Regions from separate parts of the Homo sapiens genome. Here region 1 is linked to region 2. The links are chromatin loops, found by intact Hi-C in ENCODE. Cell type or tissue: ascending aorta. All regions are shown on one strand. Links, peaks and the distances in the headings refer to the core of each region. The heading gives the core; the rest is flanking DNA.

The links. Peaks named below come from ENCODE experiments on the same cell type or tissue, not always from the same donor. Only the 100,000 strongest peaks of a DNase experiment are listed, where the experiment ranks them.
Region 1: it touches region 2 in a loop (1.9-fold over the local background); 3 of 110 quality-filtered maps call a loop at or near these places.

What each region holds. Positions count from the first base shown.
Region 1 is chr11:113,629,228-113,636,741 of GRCh38, forward strand. All of the region lies in intron 1 of LOC107984390 (a long non-coding RNA gene), which reads right to left. Among named protein-coding and RNA genes, the nearest start is that of TMPRSS5, 73 kb to the right of the region's middle. RefSeq lists an enhancer at 1-440. In ascending aorta, for the core only: no CTCF peak of the experiment used is centred there; a DNase peak (open chromatin) is centred at 3,974; H3K27ac peaks cover 3,789 bases.
Region 2 is chr11:113,568,756-113,576,269 of GRCh38, forward strand. No RefSeq gene overlaps it. Among named protein-coding and RNA genes, the nearest start is that of DRD2, 97 kb to the left of the region's middle. In ascending aorta, for the core only: no CTCF peak of the experiment used is centred there; no DNase peak of the experiment used is centred there; H3K27ac peaks cover 1,708 bases.

The sequences.
Region 1 (7,514 bases), core at 1,590-6,589, 61 kb after region 2:
CTTGCTTGCACAAATACTGAGAGACAAAACAAAAATGCTCAATTTCAGTGCTTCCAAGAACCCCTGAAGAGGCTGGAGTTCCCTCCAACAGCACGGTGGCTTTGTGTGTGCAAAGCAATTATAGGAGTTGGATGTCAGAGAAAACGGGGGTGAAATCTAAGCACCACCCCAATAGAAAGTACAGATGTTATTAATCACCACCTTGCAGCTCCTCTAAAAGCCCAGATAGCTCCAAAGTGAATAGGTTTCCATTCATTCAGCATTTAATAATAGGTGTCAAGTGTTTCAGCAGCCCCTGTCCTATTAGAACTGTTTTGATGGGGAAATAAACAAGCAAATTTGTGATCTTACAACACCTGGTAAATTTTCTCAGCCACACACAAGTTGAGGTGTTGAGCATGCAGAGACAGCAGGGAAGACCCGATGCCCAAGGCAGGAGGCGGTTCCTGGAGAAAGTCATATCTGAACAGAAGGAAGAGGATCTGGCCAGGGGATCGGGTGAAGCAATAGGTGTCCAGGCAGCTTGCCCTACACACTGGGAGGGACAAACTCTGCCATATTCTGTGCCATTAAAAGAAGTTCAGTTTAGCCGGAACAGAGGACAGGAGGAAGGGCTAGTGAGCAAAGAGACTGGAAAAGGAGGCCATAGCTGGGTGTTGGATCGCAGGCGCCATAAGAAGTTTGGACATCTAAAGGTATCTGGAGAGTCCGCAGCGCAGGAGGAGGAGAGGAGCAAACGACGGGATTGGATCTGCAATTTGGATGATTTCTCTTCCAAGGAGCACCGTGCCCTCGGACTCTTTGTTGTCTTTGACACTCGGAGCTGCTGTCGTGGCAATTGTTAAAAAATGAAACTTTAAGAAAATGAAAACCTGAAGGTAGAAAATGGAAGATGGGAGGACTCCCTTAATAATTCTGAGGATCACTATGGGAAGCCAGCCTAAAGACCACAGGGTCAGAAGCTGTCTAGAAGCCACAGCCAAAAGTATGCCCTCCGCTCCTCCAAAGCCAGGGAAAGATCTGGCCCCCAGCCTGCCTTGGAGGGAAGGGGCGATGCTGCACACAGCCTGGGTTGCCTCCTTGCTGCCGCCAGGCTGAGCTTGTTAAACTTTCCATCATTTTCCAGCCAACTGAACTGCATCAGATGAGACTGAGTCTGCGTTTGTAAAAGATGAGAAGAGACCCTCTGTATACAGCTACACCCCTTCCACCCCACCCTCTGCCAATCCAAGAGATGAGTCCATCTCTCTGCCCTCAGTTTGGGGTTGCTCTAGGAGGCTTTATGGGGTGCAGTGGCCCCCAGACCACTAGGCTGTCACTGAAGTTGATGCCTTTCCTACAGGGACAAGGAACCCAGCAGACCTGCCTCCTGCCTCGTTCTGCCACCTGGGGAAGGCAGGGTTCTGCCTTTGAGCCTAAAGAGTTTTCTACCCCAGGGCTGAGAGTGTGAGTGGAAGTCAGGAGGAACCAGCTCTAGGTAAAGCCCTAGGATGGGCCTTCTGGTCAACGTCCAGCAGGTCTCAGCTCCTCTTTCTGCTCCCATGGAAAGAATCAGAAGTGGGGTATTTGGCATCGTTTTGCCTGAAGAAGAGATGGAAAGGCTTGGAGGTGCACACAATGGTGAGACAGAATAAAGAGGAGACCAAAACTCTTCCAGGGAAGGCAGGTCCAAATGACCTACTTAATTATAAATGATCTAAGCCTCGGGTGACAAGAGGAATCAGAAAACGACCAAAGACTCTCAACCCCATGGGGGCAACAGCATTTTCTTGTGCAATTCAGAACACTAGAGGTTGGTGATGTTAAGAGATGTCTTATTTCAGGCAAAAATAGATGTTAAATAGGGCTCCCTAGATGTGTGTATAGATGTGTGTATGGATGTATAGATTCGTGTATAGATAATTCTCATTTGCACGGAGCTTTTATAGTTTGCAAGGCTTTATCACCATCATATTGGATCTTCTTCACAAACCAAATGAGGTAAAAAAGCAAAGTATCATTACTACTACCTTGTGACAGCTGAGGAAGCTGGAAGGAGGTTGAATGAAACAGGTGTGACATAGCAGAAAGGACATAAGATTTAGAATCTAAATACCCGAATTCAAGCCCTGCCTCCCCAACCAACTAGATTGCAAAAATAATTGTGTCTGTATATTATATTTAATTCTTAAAAGTGTGACTATATTTCCCTTATTTCCAAGTTCTTGGGAAAAGAATGGGCACCTTATTCTTGCCCCCATATGTGGCTAACACAGGTAACATTCTCTCTCAAGACTCCCCACAAATTATTGCCCTTTAAGTTAATGTATGCAAAGAACTTTGGGTAGTGCCTAGCATGTAGTAAGTAGCATATGAGTGTTAACTAGTATGGTTTATCTCTTTGTCCCCAGCACCCGCACAGTGTCTGGCACATGCTAGGTGTTTAATAAATACAAGCTGATAGAATGACTGACAGGTATTTACTGTCCAGTGTAGGAAACAGACATATAAGCAAATAATGGCAATGGAGTGAGGTGAGTGCTATGGAAGGTATGTATCAGTGTGTGGTGGTGGGGAGTGGAATAAGAAGTTGCTCACTGCAAGAGGAAGGGTGAGGGAGGGTGCACTGAGGAGGTAAAAGATATGCACTGACCCATTTATAAGGGCTTAAAGACTTTGGAGGAGGACATGAGTTAAAGAGAGTGGAGAAAGAATCTCTTAGGCAGGAAGTTAAGCGTGCAGAAAAGTCTGTAGTCATGATGCAGTAGCATGTACTCAGAGAAGAGTGACTGACTCAGTATGGCTAGGAAGTAGAGTATCAGGGACATCATGGTGGAAGAAGAGGTTGGAGCCAGGGCCAGATGTGAACAACTTTGAATGTCAGACTAAGGAATTTGGATCTTATTCTCTAGCAGAAATGCAGAGCCAGTGAAAGGATTGTAAGCCAAAGAATGAATATTTGTATTATAGAAAGGCCAATCTATGTGTTTTCAGAAAAATGGAATTGAGAAAAGCAAGACTGGAGGCAGACAGACAAGTTAGGAAACTATTTCCATAGTCCAGGTAAAATATAAGAAGAGGTTGAGCTTAGATTATGACCACTGAGACCTTGAAGAGGAGACAGATTAGAAACGTATTCAGGAAATGTCATCAGAGAACTTTGTAAGCTACTAAACATGTCGGGAAAAGCAAGGAAAGAGGCAAACATGGTGTCGAGGACTTAAGCCTGGGTGACTGGATAAACAGAAGCCCCACTAACCAAGTTAGAAAATGCTGGCATAAGAGCAGATGAGGAGTCTCCCGTCTGGACACTGTGTTTGAAGTTCTTGCTCAGTGTGCACAGGGAGCTGCCCAATAGCTGTTGAGCCAGAGCAGACTGGAAAGAGCCTGGCAAGGGGTCCACCCTGGTGTTGTAGATCTAGGGTCATGGACAAGTGATATAGCTTAAGCCACGGGAGAGGATGAGATCAGTCAGAGAGAGAATCTAACCTGTGTTGGCCGTGCATGGGAGCAACAGCAAGATGCCCATTCTGCCCAAGAACTTCAAAATAGAAAAATACAGTCACCCCCACTAAGAACTAAATAGTGTTATACAGACAAAATGGATGTGAGGAGCTCATTGTGGGAGTAAAAGGAGATGTCTGTGCCCAGGGAATTTGAGAAGGCCTAAAATATCCATCAGCATGGCTTGCTGTAACCTACTGTCTGTGGACCTAGTCTTTGGCCAGGAGGCCTGGCATTGTTGCAGCTATCCTAACAGCAGCCTAAAGAAGGGACAAAAGGCTGAGAGTATCTCAAATAAACCAAGCCAGGGCCAAGTCTGAACCATGTTCCAACCCTGGCCTTTTTTGGTTATACGATACAATAAATTCCTGTTATTGTCTTCAGTTGAGTTGGGTCAGATTTTCTGATCATTGCAGCCAAAAGCATGCTAAGCTGGTACACTCAGTGAGCTTGGAAGCACAGCAAGAGGAGGAAGTGAGTAAGTCCCAGTAGGAATGCACCTCTCTGGGGACCAGGGCACTCGAGTCTGAGGGTCAGGGCATGCTCCCCATGCTTTCTGCTTGGACAGGATCTGGATCTTTGCTTTCTGTTTTCAGAATTCTGGATTCATCTGCAACATAGTTTCTATGGCTGTCTTAAGAGTGAAGAAATCTCTTTCCAAGCAGACCCCAATAAATTTGGCCTTTTGTCTCATTAGACCAAATTGGGTCATAACTTTTCCTGAATTAGTTCTGAGGCCAGGACTGATTCACATTGGCCTGGATTCCAAAAGCCAAGGGAGTGAGGTTACTCTTAGGCCCTTTAGGCCCAACCTTGGAGCTGAGGGTGGCAGCAGCCCCTCAACTACAGTGGCTGTGTGGGCAAGGCTTGGGCAAAACTGCAATAATCACCGGATGAAGAGGAAGTGGATGTCAGGGAAGCCACCATGACATCCACTAGACTAACCAACTTTACCAACTTCTGGATATAAGTTGGCTTCCTATTTGGACTTGCCAGAGGAAAGCACAAAAACACTATCAATTCAAATCTTATGGTCCAGAATCTGTTTCCTACCAGTAAGGCTGTTTTCATTTATGAGGGGCTGCTGTATCAGGTAAACATAGAAATATTTTGTGATTTAATACAATGAAGTTTTTCTTACTCAGATAAACTCTAAACAGTGGCAAGGTGAGTGACAATGAGCACTGTGCTCCAGAGATGGCAGGGTCCCTGTCTGCTTCAAAGCCATTTCAAAGGTTGTCCTGGACAGCAACATACAGCCCACACATGGGCAAAGAGAGAGGGAAGCATTGAGAGGGGAGTCTTATGGCTCAAGCCTGGCAGCAGAGTGCCTTACTTCCACCCATAATCATACACCACACACAGCAGTGGTGAAGCCTGGGAGAGCCCCTCCATCCCATTTGAACTGCCCAAGAGAGAGAGAGAGAAACAAACAAACAAACAAACAAACAGAAGAGGATGGAACTCTGGAGAGCAATAAAACAATCTGTAAGCCAAGGATAAAAAGAAGCCACAAAGAAGATTGAGATGGGTAATCAGACAACTAAAGACAAAAACCAGAGTGGAGACAGAGATTAAAGGAAGAGGGAGTTCCAAGTAGGGGAACAAGAACACTTAACCATCTCCCCATCTCATTAGATGGTGCTGTGGATTAAAGGAGCTGGGAAATGTGAAAGTGTTATCAAAATGGTGAAACACTGTACCCATGTGTGAGACAGACTCTGATAATTTGTTTGCCTCTGGGGCCTCTTGAGAGCCCCACCTGTAACATTCAGCCCTGGAATTGCCAGGCCCCACCCTGCTCCTTCCCTTTCTGCACTCCCAGCAGATGGGGTAGCAGGGAAGGTTGAACAACCACCACCTGTGGCCTGCGAAAATGCCCTGTGGTTCCAGAACCTCAGGCAGAGTCTCCAAAGTTGAGCTACCCCTAAATCCCCAAGAGGCCGTAAGGGGTTGAATCTCTAAGATACAATGTCCTGTGCTCTCCAGGGAAATACCCACCCCTTGATCACACTGGACCAGACTGGGCTGCACTTGTACTTGCAGAAGAGAAAGAGGAGAGAGAATAAATACAAGAAATCTTTTGTACAGGAGGGTGGGGTGGGAGGGTTGGAGGAGTGTTTCAAAAGCTTTTCTAAATTTAATATGTCATTTTCTAATTGTATTTCATAATTGTGTAATTATCCCTAAGTATTTTTCTTTAAGTAATAGAACTAGTAATTACATCCTAATTGAATGTGTAATCTCATCATTAGGATAGGTAAATATATAATAGTGTGATGATGATAAGGTAATTAAAATTCCAAGGATGACTCTGCCATAAAAACCTATGACATGTTCCTGCCTCTGTCCCAGGATTCCCTTCTCCAGCAGGCTTTGAAATCCCACCTGGACAGAAGAGATAAGCTCCAAGGCCTAAGAAACGTTTAATGAGACAGCACTTTTCCCAGTGAACATACAGGCCATCTGGAGCAGTATTGTCTGCCTCTCTCTCCACAACCCTTCCCAAAATACCTCCTTGGGATTTCCCACTTTTACATCATTCCCCATTAGGAAGGAAGCCTAGACTTGCAGAATGGCTGGATATGGGCTGTCTGACTCCCCCGACCCTGCCTGAATGCAGAGCTCTGACGAGGTAGGTTGGCCACGAAGCCAGGCTCAACTGATGCACAAAGGAAAAATAAATATATCCCCTCTCACCCCAGAGCAGCTGAGGTACCCACAACAAACATGGATCTGTGTGTGAGGCTTCTGCATGGGCAGAGGCTGCTATTTTTAGGGAGACCCACTGATTAGGATTGTGCAGGAGGTTCCAGCCGCCTGGATGGCCCCATGATGGAGGCCAAGGGCTGGCCTCAGGCACAGCACCAGCTTCCTGCCCCATCCATGACAAGAACTCCCTCCTCGACCAAACATACTCATTACTCCTTACTCTGATGAGCCCCCATCCTTGGCCAACTGAGTCCAGTTTTAGCAAAGAATTTATTGAGAATCCCCCCACCTTGATATCAAGTTCCTCTTCCCCACACCCTGCACACCTAGGCAAGTTCCTCTTAGTGATTTTCCATCTACTTCCTTACCCTGTCATTGGCTATAAATCCCCACTTGTCCCTTTTGCGTTTGGAGTTGAGTTTACTCTCTCTTCCCTGTTGCAATAGTCTTGAATAAAGTATTTCTTGCCATTTTGGACAAGCATTTTGTGTATTTTTTTTCTTTAACTGCTAAAACCCAGGGACATGGACCATGAGCAGACCTGTCTAATCTGAGATGACACTCATGGCCTTACCTAGAGGGTGACAGGTATCCTCCTGGGGTAAACTGAAGATGCTAAAGAAGCACAGATGAGAAGGGACATTTACCTGGACACAGTCAGTGGGAGATGGGCACAGTAGAGGGGTCAAGGTAGAGGGGAGTGTGAGGTGGCGGGCCACCATGTGCCTCACTGGGGAGGTGATAACATGGCCTTTTCAACAGGGTAGAGACCATGAAGAAGACAGTCAGCAGAGACAAGGCTGGAGGGGGTGGGCTGAAGAGCCTTACAACCTTCATCAAAGTTCAGACTCTCCTGAGGATGGCATTCTTTACTAATTTGGAAAAGGTGTAAGTCCAGATGGATGGAAAGATGGACAGAAAGATGGACTGAAGGACTGATGATGGATGGGAAGATACTGGATATCACAGGTGGACCTAAAGCAAACGATAACCTGGCCTCCACCAAAGCTATGATATTCTTCTTCTGATTCCCTAGTCCCAGAAAATCAGGGCCAGCAAGGCAGAGACTAGGACCCAGGCAAGGCCCAGTGCTCTCTCTGCTCTGTGTGACCCTCCTGAAGAAAGCAAGGGCTTCCCTTGTCTATCTACTACTTCTTTTTCTATTTTTATTTTTTATAATTTCAAATTTAATTTTAGATTCAAGGGGCACATGTGCAGGTTTGTTACCTGGGTATATTGCATGATGCTGAAGTTTAGGGTGCAAATGATCCTGTCACTCAGGTACTGAACGTAGTACCTGATAGATTTTCAACTCTTGC
Region 2 (7,514 bases), core at 1,179-6,178:
TTAAGCAGAGAAGGAACACGGGCTCCCACACACACCTTGGCATGATTAAATCAGCTACAAAGGCTGCTAGCCTCCCCTCCCCCGAGGGCTATCACTGGGGCTGGAAATAATTCCAGCTTCTAGACAAGGGATTTGGAGTCCAGGCCATCTCTGTGCCCCAAGGAAGTCCAGCACATACACGCTTGGACAGGGCCAGATAATGCCACCCTCCAAGCAGACCAGCAATCACCTGTCATCTCACTACCCAGGGATTCAACCTCAAAATTGGTTTTCTGTGTTCTCTGAAGACAATGAAGAGCACTTACCCAGAAATCAGCAAGCTTGCCATCAGGTCCTAGCTCTGTCACTCCACTAACAGGGTGAAATGACATTCCTTCTCTCTGAAAAGCTGGCCTGCAAGGGCACTAAAGCCTCACTCAATGCTGGCATTTCATGAGATAAAAAGTGTGCTTTTTCAAGTCCTGCTGTGCAATGTTTTATTCCCACCCTCCCACCCCAAGGACCCACAGAGTGTCCACCACTGAAAGATATCTTTAAAATGTTTATTAAATTAATAAAGAAAGGAACTTCCCCTTTTATCCTGTAAGCTCAGCAGAAGATTTTTGTGTCTGAGCTCTATCACATTTCTTCTTCAGAGTTCTCTGTGGATATGGAAGATCCTAGCTATTGAACTATCCAGTCCCAGAGGAGGGACTGACATGCCAGGTTAGAAAAAGGGTAAATCTATAGCTTGCATTTATATATACTCAGGGGGTAGTGCTTAAAATACTTAAAAACTGGTATGGCAACGATAAATCAGGACAGATGCCTGTTTTGGCATCCAGTACTGCCTCACCAGGGATCTGTGAGTATAGGGAACAGCAGGCATGCATTTATACATGCTGGGTGCTTGGTCTTTGGGCTACTGTGAAGCGTCTTAGAATACATTGCTGTCAAGCTGGCAAACCCCTAGAAAATAGGTTTGAATGTTGTCATTATCCGGAGATATCTCTGTGTCTCTCACTGTGCTTGACTGTATTACTGCTCAGCAAATGTTCATTCTTTTAAGCCCCCAACCCCCTGGGAAGAGGTGCCTCCCACACATCAGATATTGAGTTTGACCATGCCACTTGCTTTGGCCAATGGAATGTGAGTAGATACAGAATACAGACCCAAAGCTTCTAGAAGGGCTGTATGATTATGGTAGACCTCTTGACAGTCTGCTCTCTACCATAAAAAATATATATATATACTCCTTCAGCATAGTCCTGGAATGAGAACATACATAAAGCAGGCATGAACTTGACTCTCAGCCCAATACCAAGTATAGCCAGGCCCAGCAGAATGACAGCTGACCTGCAGAGCATAAGTAAAAACTGTATGTTAATTGCTATGAACCATGAGGTTTAGAGATTGTTATCATAGCAAAAACCAACTCATATACTCACTTCCTTGATCCTTGGCAGGTCCATTCAAATGTGATCCAAATGTTATCATTCAGGTATCATGAAGTAAAGACATGGATGAGCTTTAGAGGCAGGTAGACCTGAGTGCTAATCCCAGTTCTGACATATACTAGATGTGTGATGTTAGGAAAGCTACTTTAGTCCTCGGAACCTCAATTTCTTCTTCTATAAAATGAGAGTGATGGAAAGCACCTCATAGGATTTTTATTAGCAGTATTATGAAAAATGTACACATGTGTATTTGGGGGACCTTTCCCTTATGTCTCTGAGCCTCAAGGTTGCCAACTGTTAAAAAAAAATAATAAAATGTAGCTATAAAGCTACACAGTCTCTAAGTTTCCCCCTTGCTCTAACAATTTCTGAGTCCAAGTGCATACACATTTGCTCATTCATTCATTCATTCACTTGCTCAACAGCTATACTTTGGGCAGCCTTTCTATGTAAGCACTGTGTTAATGCCATGGGAACACAACACTAAAGACCAACAGGTTCCCTGGCCTCATGGAACCCACCTGTACATCTCCTACCTCCAGCAAAACTCACCACCAAAGCTAAGAGCTTACACATTAGTGAAGGACGCAGGCATCCAGTATCTACTTGGCTTTCAATGTATGTATAGAGGGCTGCTGGAGCATGTAACAGGGAACCTGACTTGGTGTGGAGGCAGGGTAAGTGTCTCCAAAGAAGGAAATTAGAGACAAGCACTGAATGATGAAGAAATTAGCCAGGGCCAGGGCAGTTGAAGGAAGAGGGGTCCAGGCAGAAGGAATAGCATGTTCAAAATCCAGCCTGGTTGAAGAGTAAGTAAAGGGAGTATTGTCTTGAGAGAGAAGAGGAGGAGACAGATCATATAGGTGCATTGCAAGCCATGTCAAAACTTTGGACTTTCATCCTAAAAAAAAAATCAGGGGCCTTGAGGATTTGAAGACAAAGAGAGATAAGATCAGGCTTGCCATTTGCAAAGGTCACTCTGACACACCTAAAACAAAGTGATTCAAAAAGGGTGGAAGTGAAAGCATAGACCAGTTCCAGCTAAACATGAGCTTTAACATATTTACCTCTGTTTCCTCCCAGATGTGACTAAAAAGGTGACAGTAAAAGGATGAAAAAAGGCATAAAACTACAACAAAGAGAATGGGAGACGAGATAAAAGTATGCAAGAGATGTAAACAAAATTTTCAAATTTGGGAGGAAAATGGAAAGAGCACAAATAAGTTTTGCAGACTAAAAAGAGCTGGGCCTAACTGCCTGCATGAGTAGACTGGAGAAGGCGAGAAGCAAAATCTCAGAAGTCATCACTAAAGAACTTATCCGTGTAACCAAACACCACCTTTTCCCCAAAAACTATTGAAATAAAAAATAAATTTAAAAAAAATTTCAGAGATGATAATTCTCAAAATTTGATTCTCCACACACCCTTTCCACCCTTTCTCAGAAAGCCACGGGAAGATAGCTCCGCCAAAACAAGAGGAAACAAAGAGAAAGCTCTGGGATCCAGAGGACACAGGAGTCAACAAATAAGAGAGCACAGGAGGTGCCTAGGGGAGTGAACAGAGCTCCCAGAGTGAGTCTGTACAACAGAATAAGAAGGTGGCCCGTCTGGATTGGAGCAAAAGGCAGGGCCTCCAAAAGAATATCTTACTGGAGTTTTTTAATATCCCGAGAAAAGAATTATACTTTTGCCAGAGAGTTGGGGTAAATTAATGATAAATACAGAGAAACTAGGCAAATGAAAACCAGAAAAAAAAGGAAAGAAAAGAAAAAACAAAGTTAGTAGTAACAAAATAGAAAAACAGAAAATTATACCTAAAAGGAATTCTAACTATGATTCAGCACATGGCTTAACTATAAATAACATTCATATAATCATAATAATATAAACAATGAATAATTATTTAATCCAACAAACTGTGATGTAGCTATATTAGAAATGAGAGAGGAAGTGGGAAGGAACAGAGTGAAAGAGCCAAGTCCACATTTTTTATTACGGAAACTCTATAAATAATATGCAACACTTTAAAACATTAAGAAAAAGCAATGCGAATGTGTTGTTTAGAAATTAAGAGAAAAATGCCCAAAAAACTAAAGAAATTCAAAGTGGTTGCTTTGTCTGAAACTGAGGCTGGAGAGGACTGGGGAATTTTGCTTTTCAGTATTTTAAAATATAAATCTCTTAGGATGTTTGACATTTATGGCTGTACATTTATATTTATACACATGTGTTAGTAATAAAAACAAAAACTAAGTGAAAGGGAAAAAAAACAACACAGTAAGTAGCTACACAGAGGAGCTTATGAATAGATACCTACAAGACAAATGGCTAAAACAGGGGAATGTTAAAGAAGGGGTATTTGCGGTTTGGAATGAGTTTTGCAGTGACGTTATTACACATACATGGATACAAAAATTGTGGTATCTCAACTTTTTGAAGGAAGTGAAGATGATGTGTTTTGGAAAATTGGGATAAATGACTCAGAATATTACCTCTAATGATGGGGAAGAAAACACTAATGTTGAAAATGCATGAAAAGAGTTTAAATGAAAAGATTTCATGAAATGATGAGGGTGGGGGAAACTGCATTTCTAAGTTCACATGTGATTTTATATAATATATGACTTTAATAATGCATATGTAAGTGAACTAATTGATAAGCTAACTTTAAGTTGGAAAAATATGAGATGGAAATACACAGGAATATGAAGGAAAAGCAGGGTCAAAAACACACCATGCAAATGCATGTTTGAAGCTGAAATGCAGGGTAAAAAGTGTTAATCAAACCAAACAAAAAAGTGCCTTATGTAAAAGGTACAGTTCACATTGAAGGTCTAACATCCTTGAATATCTGTTCAATAATAATGTAACATCTCAATTCATAAAATAAAAACTAAAAATATTAATGAGAAATGGACACACATTTGTTGACTAATACCCACTATTGGCAAGGGTGTGGAACAACAGACACTCACATTTTAGGGTTGACAGAGTAGGCATTCTATGAAGGGCAATTTAAAGTGTTTCTCTAATGTACCAGAATACAAATCTTTGGCCCAGAAAGTCTGTTTCTATAAATTTATCCTTCAGGATAGACTTGTACATTGTGAAAGGCCATTGCAAAAAACATTTATTACAGCATTGTTTATAATGAAAAAACGTTGAAAACAGTCTAAATCCTCTCTACTCAAAGGGTGGTCAAGAAACCAGAAGCACCAGCATCACATGAGAACTTGTCAAAAATGCAAACTCTTGGGTCCTACCCTACAGAATCAGCCTCTACGTTTCTTTTTTTTTTTTTTTTTAAGTTCTGGGATACACGTGCAGAACGTGCAGGTTTGTTACACAGGTACATATGTGCCATGGTGGTTTGCTGTGCCTATCAACCAGTCATCTAGGTTTTAAGCCCCACATGAATTAGGTATTTGTCTTAATGCTCTCTCTTGCCTTGCTGCACACCCCCCGACAGGCCACAGTGTGTGATGTCCCCCTCCCTGTGTCCATTTGTTCTCCTATTCTTGCCCCAATTAAGTCAGTGTTTTTCCTCCTTCTCATTCCCTGGTGATCGTGGTTGGCACTGATCATTTTCACCTCACTCAGCTCCTGGAGGAGGTAGTTAAAGAAAGGAACTGGGAAAGAAGTTACTCCATAGTCCCTAGGTCCCACTAAAAAATAAATAAATAAATAAATAAATAAATAAATAAATAAATAAATAAATATGCAGCCCAAAGCAGCCCTTACCTTGTCCATATTTCACAGCTTTGTCTGATCTGATGCCCACATAGGACATAGACATGGAATGATCTAATAGGTCAGAGTCCTCCCCAAACTCTCTCTCTCTCAAACATATATGCTCACACACACACACACACACACACACACACACACACACTTTGTGACATTTTCCATCCCTTCCCACCACCATTTATTCCCAGACTAATAGGTATCAGTGCCTCCCCACACCCAGACACAACATATACACACAGGAGGCACAGCAGCCCTGCCAGGTCCCCATAGAGGGCTGGATGTCAAAGTCAGCATTTGTCACTTGCAATTATCTTCTCCTGGGTCAATAAAATAACAATCATTTTGTAAATGACCAGGAGCTAACAGCCCCTAAGAGCTGGCTCAGAGGCAAGTATTAATTACGCTCCAGGGCCCAAGTCTCTTCCCACAGGGCTCAGCGCTGAGCCCTGAGTCCTGGGAGCAGCCCCCTTCAGACAGTAGGAGGGAGGAAGGAGAGTAAAGAGTGATTAATGGCACAATTTACTTCTTCTTTTAGCCAAATGATTGACAGGAGGGAAAGGTAAAGTGACCCAGCTCTCCCATGCAGGCCTAGCAATCGATCCCACAGGCCAATCTCTGCCTGCACCCCGGAAGCCTACGCCTTGTTATGAGTGATGAGGAATTAAATATTGGGAGACTGAGAAAGTGATTTCACATAACCTTTTAGTCCGGCATAATGTTCCAATTATCTGTTGCTGTGTAACAAACCACTCCAAACTAAGTGGCCTGATTTTATTATGCTCACAGCTTCTATGGATCAAGAATTTGGACAGGGGACAAGATGAAAAGTTTACCTCTTCTCCATAATGCCTGGCATGAGAAATTCAAACAGCTGGGGGCAATGTGAACAGCTGGGGGTTGAATCATCTGGAGGCTTCTTCACACTCATGTCTGGGACCTGGGCTGGGATGACTTGAAGGTTGGGCCCAGCTAGGACTGTTGCCCTGGTACCTACATGTGGTTTCTCCATCCGGCTTGGACTCCCCATAACATGTTAACTGGGGTCCAAGAGGGAGCATCCCCAGAGAACGCACCCAGAGGGTAAAAGTTCCAAGACAGCCAGGCAGAAGCTGCATGCCCTTTCATGACCTACTCTCAGGTCTTCACTTCCTCTGTATTCCATTGGCCAAAGCAGTAACAACCCCATACAAATTCAGACAGAAGGGGACATAGATGCCTCCTTTTAATGACAGTAGTGTCTAAGAATTTGAGGCTTTCATTTTTTAAATCATGGAACATGGGATCCTTTAAAATGGGGCCCTTCTAGAACAGCTGTGTGAATTAGCTGAGACTAAAGAAATAAGGCAAGGAGCTAAAATATAAACCAAAGTTTTTAAAAGATTGAATCAGCCTAACCTTTCCTTGAAGCAATCAGACCTTGATCTAAGCCCCCTCCATCTGTAAAAGGGAATAATAGCCCTTTCTCTACCTACCTAGGAGTAGGAATACATTGAAGCAAGTTAGAAATTCAGTCTAAGGCCAGCTCACCAGTGGAGTTCAAGCAAGCATGCTGGGCTCTGGTAGAGTCAACATGGCAGTGTGCAGCCTGGCTTTGCAGTATTAGACCAAATAAAGAAATAGATGAAGGCAAGCTGATCTGGTTTTTGGGGGTGGGGCCTTCAGACCCAACCACCACCACCATCTTCCCTATAACTCTTGTCTCTGCCATTTGGTTAGCAACTATTCTTTCAGATTGCTCTTTCCATTTTGACTAGCTCTCATTTAGAAGCTTTTGGACCACCCCACCTTTCACCTGGCCCATGGCAGAGTCAGAGAGCCTTCTGTACTTTTTTTTTTTTTTTTTTTTTTTGAGACTCTGTCTCTCTCTGTTACCCAGGCTGGAGCACGGTAGTATGATATTGGCTCACTGCAACCTCCACCTCCCTGGTTCAAGCAATTCTCCTACCTCAGCCTCCCAAATAGCTGGGATTACAGGCGCCCACCACCATGCCTGGTTAATTTTTGTATTTTTAGTAGAGATGGGGTTTCACCATGTTGGCCAGGCTGGTCTCCAACTCCTGACCTCAGTTGATCCACCTGCCTCAGCCTCCCAAAGTGCTGGGATTACAGGTGTGAGCCACCGCGCCTGGCCCTTCCGTACTTTCATATCCACAGTGAATGCCAGCACTGAGCATTTTGGTTACTGTATTGCTTGTGACTCAACTAGGCCAGATGCTCCTCAGCAACAGGGATTGGTTCCTCACGGTGCACACAGCCCAGTACTTTTAAATATTTGTGTAATTTAGTGCACAAAACAAAAGATGTTTCTTTTTGGTCCAAGCTCCACTCTC